Regions from separate parts of the Homo sapiens genome. Here region 2 is linked to region 1. The links are chromatin contacts, found by Hi-C in ENCODE. All regions are on one chromosome and are shown on one strand. Each heading gives the region's core, a stretch centred on a gene start or an enhancer-like site at or near the end of the contact. The rest is flanking DNA. Distances are from core to core; before and after follow the strand shown.

What was found. A loop is a pair of places that touch in the nucleus more often than their neighbours do. Pooled maps may share reads with other maps.
Region 2: a loop to region 1 is called in a map of naive thymus-derived CD4-positive, alpha-beta T cell, with 17 times the contacts of the local background. The contact joins the promoter of PURA here to the promoter of LARS1 in region 1. A Hi-C loop is called at or near these places in 3 of 168 maps with a recorded cell type or tissue (CD4-positive, alpha-beta memory T cell and naive thymus-derived CD4-positive, alpha-beta T cell) and 9 of 50 pooled maps.

The regions. Positions count from the first base shown.
Region 1 is chr5:146,178,789-146,184,059 of GRCh38, reverse strand. LARS1 (leucyl-tRNA synthetase 1) reads left to right here and starts at 1,410. Exons shown (of 32, transcript NM_020117.11): 1 at 1,410-1,572. The coding sequence starts at 1,567. RefSeq lists enhancers at 1-818, 1,727-1,886.
Region 2 is chr5:140,110,813-140,115,746 of GRCh38, reverse strand. It overlaps PURA (purine rich element binding protein A), which reads right to left and starts at 1,638. Exons shown (of 1, transcript NM_005859.5): 1 at 1-1,638. The coding sequence starts at 1,565. The coding sequence ends at 597. RefSeq lists enhancers at 591-1,090, 471-1,108, 1,121-1,190 and silencers at 1,771-2,010, 2,381-2,460.

The DNA of each region.
Region 1 (5,271 bases), core at 161-2,660:
TTTTTCCCTTGAGATGAAGTCTCGCTCTGCCGCCCAAGATAGAGTGCAGTGGTGCGATCTCGACTCAGTGCACCCTCTGCCTCCTGGGTTCAAGCAATTTTCCTGCCTCAGCCTCCCGAGTAGCCGGGACTACAGGTGCACGCCACCATACCCAGCTAATTTTCGTATTTTTAGTAGAGACGGGGTTTCACCATGTTGGCCAGGCTGGTCTCAAACTCCTGACCTCAGGTCATCCGCCCACCTCGGCATCCCAAAATAATGGGATTATGGCCACCGCCCCTGGCCCTGTTTGGTAGTGGTCTAAATAGTCTGAGTCAGGCAATGGGACCAGGTAGGCTTTCAGTCTCTTGCTTAAAAATGGAGATTGTTGGCCGGGCACGGTGGCTCACGCCTGTAATCCCATCACTTTGGGAGGCTGGGGCGGGCGGATCACGAGTTCAGGAGATCGAGACCATCCTGGCCAATATGGTGAAACCCCGTTTCTACTGAAAATACAAAAATTAGCTGGGCGCGGTGGCGCGCGCCTGTAGTCCCAGCTACTAAGGAGGCTGGGGCAGAAGAATCGCTTGAACCCGGGAGGCGGAGGTTGCAGTGAGCCGAAACCGCGCCACTGCACTCCAGCCTGGAGACAGAACGAAACTCCCTCTCAAAAAAAAAAAAAAAAAAAAAAAAAAAAAAGGAGATTGTTGGCTAGGTACGGTAGCTCACGCCTGTAATCCTAGCACTTTGGGAGGCCGAGGGAGGCAGATCACGAGGTCAGGAAATCGGGATCATCCTGGCTAACAAGGTGAAACCCAGTCTCTACCAAAAATACAAAAAATTAGTCGGTGTGGTGGCGCGCGCCCATAGTCCCAGCTCCTCGGGAGCCTGAGGCAGGAGAATTGCTTGAATCCGGCAGGCCGAGGTTGCACTGAGCCAAGATCGCGCCACTGCACTCCAGCCTGGGCGACAGAGCGATACTGCGTCTCAAAAAAAAAAAAGGAGATTGTCAATACGCGGTTATACAATGTCTAAATGCTGGGCTGTTGAATGCCACTGACAGTAAAAAATATCTGTGCATAGTGGCAAGCCATAAGTAGCACCTCAGTCACCGTATAGTAATTAACTGCGTATCCTGGCATCCCGACAGGCAACCAGCTCTACCGGGTGAAAAGGTTGATGGCCAAGGGACTCCAACCTAACCAGGGCGCACTCGCGGCATTCTGCGATCCCGCACTGCATCATGGACTTTGTAGTTCAACATGCCAGTGACGTCACTGCCGGTTCCCCTCTGAGTGGGCCTATCGGGTAGACTTCCGATAACCCGTTTTTCTCTGGGAATTGTAGTCAGTTAGCGCCTGCTGGGTGTCTGCTCGGGTGGTCTGGGAACTACAATTCCCGGCGGGCTGTGAGATGCCTTGGCTGTAGTTAGTAAGGAGCCGGATGATTGCCTCAGCAGGTGTGAAGCGTGTGCTTTAGTTTCGTGGGAGGCCTGGCATCCCCGAGAGGGAGGGGAAAGGTAACCACTCCTTTGTGGAGGTCGCCAGGGTCATTGTCGTGGATTTGCACAGTCGGCTGGGCGGTGCAATGGCGGTGAGTTTGAGCGAGAAGAATCCGCAGGGGCCCTGGAGCCGGACTGGCCAGTCTCTAGGGGCTCTCCATGTGCTGTCCTGAAGGGAAAGTCCTTTTCTAAAAGAGAGCCACGCTTAAGGCGTGCCTTTCGTAGAGACTTTGCTTTTTCTTGCTAGTTTATGAACCACGAACTGATGTCTGTTAACTTTACGGAGTACTTGGATATCATATTTGTTATTTCTCTGGAGTTTCTAAAATCGAGGTGGAGAGCCGGGCACGGTGGCCCACGGCTGTAATCCCAGCACTTTGGGAGGCCGAGGCGGGTGGATCATTTGAGGTCAGGAGTTCGAGACCACCCTGGCCAACATGGTGAGACCCCGTTTCTACCAAAAATACATAAATTAGCCGGGCGTAGTGGTGCGCGCCTGTTAACCCAGCTACTCGGGAGGCTGAGGCAGGAGAATTGCTTGAACCCGGGAGAGGGAGGCTGCTGTGAGCCAGGATCGCGCCACTGCACTCCAGCCTGGGCGACAGAGTGAGACTCCGTCTTAAAAATAAAATAAATAAATAAACAAACAAATAAAGCCGAGGTGGAGAGAGGAGTATGTAAGTTGATTCCTACTTACAGCAAAAAAAAAAAAAAAAAAAAAAAAAAAAAAAGAAAAAATTGAGCGCCTCTCCGTAAAACAGACAAAAATCTCTCTTTTCATAGTGTTTATGTGTGTGGGTAAAATACATTGTAAAATATTGTGTCAGGTGCTGATAAATGCTGTGGGGAAAAAATAGAGCAGGAAGGGGTGCTAGGGAGTGTACGGTGGGGTAGTACAGTTGCAATTTTTAAAAATTTTTTTAAATTTGGGAGATGTTCTCACTCTGTGACCCAGACTGGAATGCAGTGGCGTGATCATGGCTCACTGCAGCCTGGACCTTAGGGCTCAAGCGATCCTCACACCTCAGCCTCCCCACAGCTGGTACTGCAAGCGTGCTCCATTACACCCTGCTAATTTTTTGTATTTTTAGTAGAGACAGGGTTTCGAACTCCTGGGGTCAAGCGATCCTTCTGTCTCAGCCTCCGAAAGTGCTGGGACTACAGGCATGAGCCATCCCGCCTGGTTTTATTTTTTTTTGTTTTTTGTTTGTTTGTTTGTTTTTTTCTTGAGACGGAGCCTTGCCCTGTCGCCAGGCTGGAGTGCAGCGGCGCGATCTCGGCTCACTGCAACCTCCTCCTCCCAGGTTCAAGCGGTTCCCCTGCCTCAACTTCCCGAGTAGCTGGGACTACAGGCGCGCGCCACCATGCCCAGTTAAATTTTTTGTATTTTAGTAGAGACAGGGTTTCACCACATTGGCCAGGATGGACTCAATTTCCTGACCTCGTGATCTGCCCGCCTCGGCCTCCCAAAGTGCTGGGATTACAGGCGTGAGCCATGGCGCCTGGCCTGTTGCAATTTTTAAAAGGATGATCAAGCAAGGCTTTGCCAAAAAGGTGGCAAAAACGAGGTAAGAGAGCAACCTATGCAACTATAGGAAGAAAGAGATTTCCAGGCAGGGGCAACAGTGTAAGTGAAAAGCAGGGATCCCGGGTAGAAGCCAGGGATGCTTCTAAACATCCTGCAGTGCACAGGACAACCCCTGAAAACAAAGAATTATTTGGCCCAAAGTGTAAGTAGTGCCAAAGTTTAGGAACTCTGATTTAGTTATATAGCCTTTTGTTACCAGTGAGGAGGTTGAGTCTCAGATTGATCAAATGACTTGCTCAAGGTTATACAACAAGTTGGTGTTTGGGCCAATATCAGATTTTATTATACTTGATCTTTGAGGTTTTGAGAAACAAGTTTTTCTGAGAAACAGAAAACTCAAATAAAAGCTTTCTTGCATTTGGCATACTCAGTACAATGAAAAGAAACACATAGTTCTAAGTAATTTGTAAAAGACTTGCTTTCATAGTCTTCTTTACAATGGGTGACATGATCATATTTTTTATTTTTATTTTTATTTTTTTTTTGAAATGGAGTCTCATTCTTTCCCAGGCTGGAGTGCAGTGGTGCCTCCCAAGTTCAAGTGATTCTCCCACTTCAGCTTCCTGTGTAGCTGGGACTACAGGTGTGCGCCACCATGCGCTGCTAATTTTTGTATTTTTTGGTATAGTTGTGGTTTCACCATGTTGGCCAGACTGGTCTTGAACGCCTGACCTCAAGTGATCCGCCCACCTTGGCCTCCCAGAGTGCTGGGATTACAGGTGTGAGCCAATGCACCTGGCCATATTTTTTATTTTTTGAGACAGGGACTCACTCTATCAACCAGGCTGCAGTGCAGTAGTGCAATCATAGCTCACTGCAGCCAGCCTTGATCTCCTGGGTTCAAGTGATCCTCTGGCCTCAGTGTTCCCATGTCCTGCTCATGGTAATTTTTAGGTAAAAGATATTTGTTACATAACTTCTGTGTCTGTGGCATTGTACTTTGTGCTAAGGTGACTATAAACAATTTAAAAGTTCCTGCCTGTTGAGAATTTACAGCCCAACTGCATAAATGTCTTAAGATCATTGGTTGCATTTAACAGAAGTCAACTCAAGTTGGTTAAGGAGGAATTTAGTAATAAAGTGGAAGTTGGCCAAAGGCGATGGCTCAAGCCTGTAATGTCAGCACTTTGGAAAGCCAAGGCTGGTGGATTGCTTGAGCCTAGGAGTTCAAGACCAGCCTAGGCAACATGGTGAAACCCTGTCTCTACAAAAAAATACAAAAACTATCTGGGTATGGTGGTGCATATGCCTGTAGTCCCAGCTATTCAGGAGGCTGAGATGGGAAGATTGATTGAGCCCAGTAGGTCAAGGCTGCGGTGAGCTGGTGCTTGCACCATTATGCTCCAGCCTGGGTGGCAGAGGGAGACCCTCTCTCTCTCACACAGACACACACACATAAATACAGTGAAATTTCATATTACCCATGACCGTAGGGTAGGAGATATGACTAGGCTTCATGAGGCCCTACATACTTTTGCCTTTGTGGGTGGGTCCTTTCCTCTGTAAAAATATTAGAAATTATATTTTACAGACCGGGCTGGGTGGCTCATGCCTGTAATCACAGCACTTTGGGAGGCTGAGACGGGTGGACCACCTGAGGTCAGGAGTTTGAGGCCAGCCTGGCCAACATGGTGAAACCTCGTCTCTACTAAAAATACAAAAATTAGCCAGGTATGGTGGCACGCACCTGTAATCCCAGCTGCTCGGGAGGCTGAGGCAGGAGAATTGCTTGAACCCCAGAGATGGAGGTTTCAGTGAGCTGAGATTGGTCTTGCTGTGTTGCCTAGGCTGGAGTGCAGTGGCTCCATCTTGGCTCACTGCAACCACCGCCTCTTGGGTTCAGGTAATTCTCCTGTCTTTGCCTCCCGAGTAGCTGAGATTATAGGCGCATGCCAACGCATCCGGCTAATTTTTGTATTTTTAGTAGAAATGGGGTTTCGCCATATTGGCCAGGCTGGTCTTGAACTCGTAGCCTCAGGTGATCCACCTGCCTCGGCCTCTCAAAGTGCTGGGATTACAGGCATGAGCCACCAAACCTGGCCAAAAAAATTGTTTTTCTTTTAAAGAGGAGGTCTTTCTATGTTGCCTAGGCTGGTCTCAAACTCCTGGCCTCAAATAATCCTCCCTCCTCAGCCTCCCAAAGTGTTGGGATTGTAGACATGAGGCACTACATCCAGCCAAGTTACTTATTAAGAAGAGGTTT
Region 2 (4,934 bases), core at 389-2,888, 6.1 Mb after region 1:
TAATCACAGGTATATAGGGTGTCAAATATACTATAATAACCTCCATGTAAGGTTTGAAATTTGGTAACAAAATGAGAAAAACTAAAAATATTATTTTACGTGTTCTAAAATATCTCTTTTTTGTGCTAAAGTCAAATGTTAGCTCAACATGAAAAGGACTTTTATATAATTCAGCAATATTATAATCTTGACCATTTTGCAAACACTTTTTAATAATAATAGCTTAAACGTGTACAAAAGTTCTTGGTTAATTAGGGAAATAAACACTCAGTTCTTTATATTTTTTAATCAAGTAGGAAACACAGTTCATATAATGTTATTACTTTTTGTATTTTTTTTGTTTTTAGCAGCTGCTTACTGTTTTATATGGTGGATAAAGTGGACAACATCCAGCGATGGGTGGCAAGTCAAGAAGAGAAACTGTCAGTTGGTGGAGGTTCTGTGGGTGGTGCTCCCTTGGAGTTAACAGGTTTTTTTTTTTTTTTAACTTTTTAACTTTTTATTTTCTCTCTTTCTTTACAGTATATTTTCTGTGTGTGTGGCTGTGTGTGTGTGTGTATGCATGTGTGTGTGTGTGGGGGTTTCATTCAGTTTGATCAATCTTCTTCCCCTTCTTCCTCACCCTGCAGTAGCAGGGTGGCAGCGGCGGTCTCCTCCTGCTGCTGCTGTTGCTGCTGGTGAAGCTGCTCACAGGCAGCCCGCTTCTCCCTCTGCTTCTCTTGAATCTTCTTCATCTCCTCCGAGTACTTGCAGAAGGTGTGTCCGAACTTGGCCCACACCTTGTAGGGCACGGTGATGGAGTTGCGATAGGTGGGCTTCACCTCGCTCACTCGCATAAACACGCCGTACTTGTTGGAGCCCACATCGAAGAAGAAGCGCTTGTTGTCCACAGTCAAGGAGGTGCCCTCGGGCAGCTCGGCCGGCTCCTCCTCCACTCCGTAGTCGTCGATGAGCTTGGCCAGAGCGTCACGGAACTCGATGAGCCCCTGCGCGGGCAGCGCAATGGTCTGGCCCTGCGTGGAGCCCAGGCCAGGCCCCCGGTTGACCGTCTGGCGGATGCGCAGGAAGCGGCCGCGCTGGTTCTCCTTGAGATCCATGTAGTACTTGCGGTTCTCGCGCACCAGGAACTCGCTTTTGAGCGCCCGGCGCGGCTCGTCCTGCGCCTGGGCCAGGTCCGGCGGCTGGCTGGGGCCCAGCTGCGCGTAGTGCTCGATGAAGTCGCCCAGGTAGTCGCGGAACTCCACGGCCACTGACATGGAGAGAGTAAGGCGGCTCTTGTTGCCGCCCGCGCCCACCTCGGCGATCTTCAGGAAGCGGCCCTTGGCGTTCTGCTTCACGTCCAGGTAGAAGCGCTTGTTCTGGATGTCCACCCGCTTGGAGGCCAGCTCCTGCGTCTCGTGCTGCAGCCCCCCTGGGGCCCCGCCGCCGCCGCCGCCACTGCCGCCGCCGCCCCCGCCGCCACCACCGCCCCCGCCGGAGCCTGAGCCCGAGCCGGGGTGCCCCAGGGAGCCGCCCGAACCCAGCGCCGCACCACCCTGCTCGCTGCCGCTGTCTCGGTCCGCCATGATGCTGCGCTCCGCTGCCGCGCCGCCGCCGCCTGCCGCTCCGCCCGCCGCCTCAGTCGCCTCAGCCGCCGCTGCTTTCCCTCCCCGGCTCCGCCTGCTGCCGCCGCAACCCCCACAGCCAGTCAGCCACTCTCGCGAGATCTGCGGGAGAGACGAGACAGACGAGACCCGGTAACAGGGCACTGACTCCCCAGTACAGTAGCAGGGCGCCCTACTGTACGCGCCCACCCGCCCGCCGGCACGTGACCTGCGCCCCCTCCCCGCTGCCAGCCCCCCGTCCGCCCGCCCGCCAGGCGGCGCCCACCCACCGGCCCTCACCCTACAACCCTGGCTGGGTGGGGGAGAGGGAGCAGGACGCGCAGCGTCGCAGCTGCTGCTGCCGCTGCTGCCGCCACCACTGCTACCACCACCACCACCACCACCACCACCGTGGCTGTCGCTGTTGGGCAGACCCTAGGCGGCCTCGGCCTGGGGAGTTAGGGGACTAGGGGTGAGAAGGAGTCTGCCATACTAAGCACAGAGAGTGGGCCTAAGCTCTGCTTTCCAGTGACCCCCCAAAGAGGATGTAGGAGGAGGGGCCTGCGCGGCGCAGCAGAGCCCCCTGCAAAGAGGGGACACCGAGTCACGGCCACCCCCTCTCATGCGGGCCTCAGCAAGACCCAAACCCAAACCTAGACAGGCCCACCCGCCACCCGGCTGGGTTGTCTCCTACCGCAGAGCCTTGGCCGCTGAGGCAGGCAAAGAAGAGAGGTGGTGCGGTGGTAACCCTTAGCTGCAGAGGGGGCTGCTGGGGATGAGGTCGGGGCGCCGGCAGCAGTGGCGTGGAGCAGCAGACACCTAGCCTGTCCCTCCCCTCTCTCTCCCGCCGCTCCCCCTCCCCGCACACACGGCAGTGGCTCTGGCCTCAGATGATCCCGCTCCCCCCTCCCCCCAACCGCAGCCCCGCACAGTCGGGCGGGCGGGCGCACTCACCGATGGGGGGAGCCGAGCAGAGGACAGTAGACGCACCAGGGCTAGGGTGCCCGCAGTGACTGTTCCCGTCGACTCTGCCCTTCCCCACATGCAACAATCAAAAAGAAACTCCACACTCACCCAAAAACCTGCAGCCAGTCCCCCTTGGGACCACGACTGACTGCCTGCCCGCCCGCCTCCCCCTCCTCCTTCTGAGATTTGGGGAAGGGGGGCACCCTGCTCAGGGCTGAGCCCAGCCTGAGTTGCTGGCCAGCTCTGCGGATGAACCAGGCCCTGTGAGCATTCAGACCCTAGCCCACTCTTCTTCCTTTCTGGAAGGACCCAGAATGGAGGAGAAAACCAAGCAGGCTTTCGGAAATTCATGAGCTAAAAATGTCAGGAATTTCCTGGGAAACGCAGTTCCTTACGGGATTCATTAAAGCAGGTTCGCTTGCCCCTTTTACTCTTCCCAGAAACTTGTGTCAAGGAGAGATCCCACTCCCAAAAGTAACATATTAAGTGGTCGCTGGTTTTTATGCAGACAGCTAAGTTGCTGACCATTAATTAACCAGTGAGTCTTTGGACGGTGATAGCTAAAAAGGATCTTCTCTGGTATTAGGGGCTCAGGAGTAGAGGAGCTCAGAGATACCTGATTTCTCTTTTACTAGACCTGACGTATAACCTAGGGCTTATTTCCAGATAGGTATTGAGTGCTTGTACTCTCTCACTGCAGTCTGCAGCCCTGGCACTCTGGGGAAAGCTAAGGCCTATCTCCAGGGGACCCCCCCCTGCCAATGCGCCCACTCTCTCCCCCATCACCTTCTACAGGCAGCTGAGAGACACAGATCACACAGCTCTGCCCCTGGCTTTCTCAAGCACAGATCGTTGCCTCTATCCTGAGAAAAGTATACCTATTCCATTTGTGGGTTCTATTCCCATTGAGCATCTCCCGCTTCCCCCAAAAGTAAGGAGACTTGCCTCCCTCACTCTTAGCCCGAGGGACAACTGGGAATATGATTGCCCAGCTTCCTAGAAAAGAGTGGACTAACGATCAAGAAACCAAGAGCAGGCTAGGGAATAAGCCTTGCTGATTCCTGAACCCTCAAAGCCCCCCTTACCATATCTCTTCACCTCCTGAACAAACTTGCCTGCTAGGTATTCACAGCTTCCTTTTTCTCTTAGAAAGAGCCCCATTCTACTCAGCATTAGCTACTTCAGCCCTGGGCTGAAGTTTGCGACTTCCTACTGAAAAGAAACAAGAAGCACCTGGCCACCAAGGAGCAAACAGGCGCTGTCCTGTGCACCCGTCTCAGAACCACCCACCTATGTCCAGTGGTCCCTGAAATGGCTCTCTGAAGGGAAGGCTCCACACCAAGAGATAAAAACCCAGACTTTGGGCCCCATAAAGAACTTCCCCTTATTTGGGAGGCAACCTCTAGTACCCTGTAGTACTCTTTCCGTGTTGATTTTTTCTGCACTCCTTCCCCTGTCCCAAAGTCTATTGAGAAGGGGACACAGGAACTTTTGAAGCACTTTGAACTGCACAGAAATACACGTGTGAAGAAGCAGTAACTCCTCCAGGCTCGAACAGTAGCAATCAGGACTCTGGATAGACCCCAGCGCCTCCAGGGACAAAAAGGCTCAGTAGCAGGCTCTCCACAGAGAATGGAGTGGGACATTATGTTTCACTTGTAAACTGAGGCTAAGATCTGGTACAATCCGATCTAGAAGGGCTGCTGCTCTTCCTCAAGAGTTTACCTTGCGTCAAACCAAGCCCCTGCTCCCTAATGAAAACTCAAGGCAGCAACAAGGCCAATGAGAATACGATGAGGGCCCCACCCACCCCCCCTGCCAGTCCCTGCCTTTCTTCCGTGCTGATTGCTGCCCCCAGGACAGAAGACTAAGACTCGAAACTGCCCCGCCTTCCTATCCCAACTTCCCGCCTTCGTATCCCAACTTCCCGCCTTCCTATCCCGACTTGCAGTCTAAATTTTCTTGCCCTCCGTCCTAGACGTCTATATACAGGGATTCCGAATGATTTGAGTTTGGAAGTGCCCTGTTTTTCTGAAAAAGTGACTGCCACCAAGAACTGACTTCTTAGTTACCCAGCGCAGAGGCAACTGATGAAGTTTCCAGACAGAACACAAGTTGAATCTCATTTGTACACTTAAACTGGGAATTTTAAGGTCAAATCAGCAAATTACTGGGACCTAGATCTCTCCACATAAATATGTACTTGTTTTATGCTATTCATTATATATGTATAAAACTTTTGCCCTTATTTGCCAGCTTCTCTACTTTATATGTGTATCTAAAAAGCAAACAAGATTAACAATGCCTTTCCAAAATAATTCAATGATAAATAGGATTTTTAGCATATTTTCACTACTGAAACGAGAGTTAATTTCAGAATAAGCC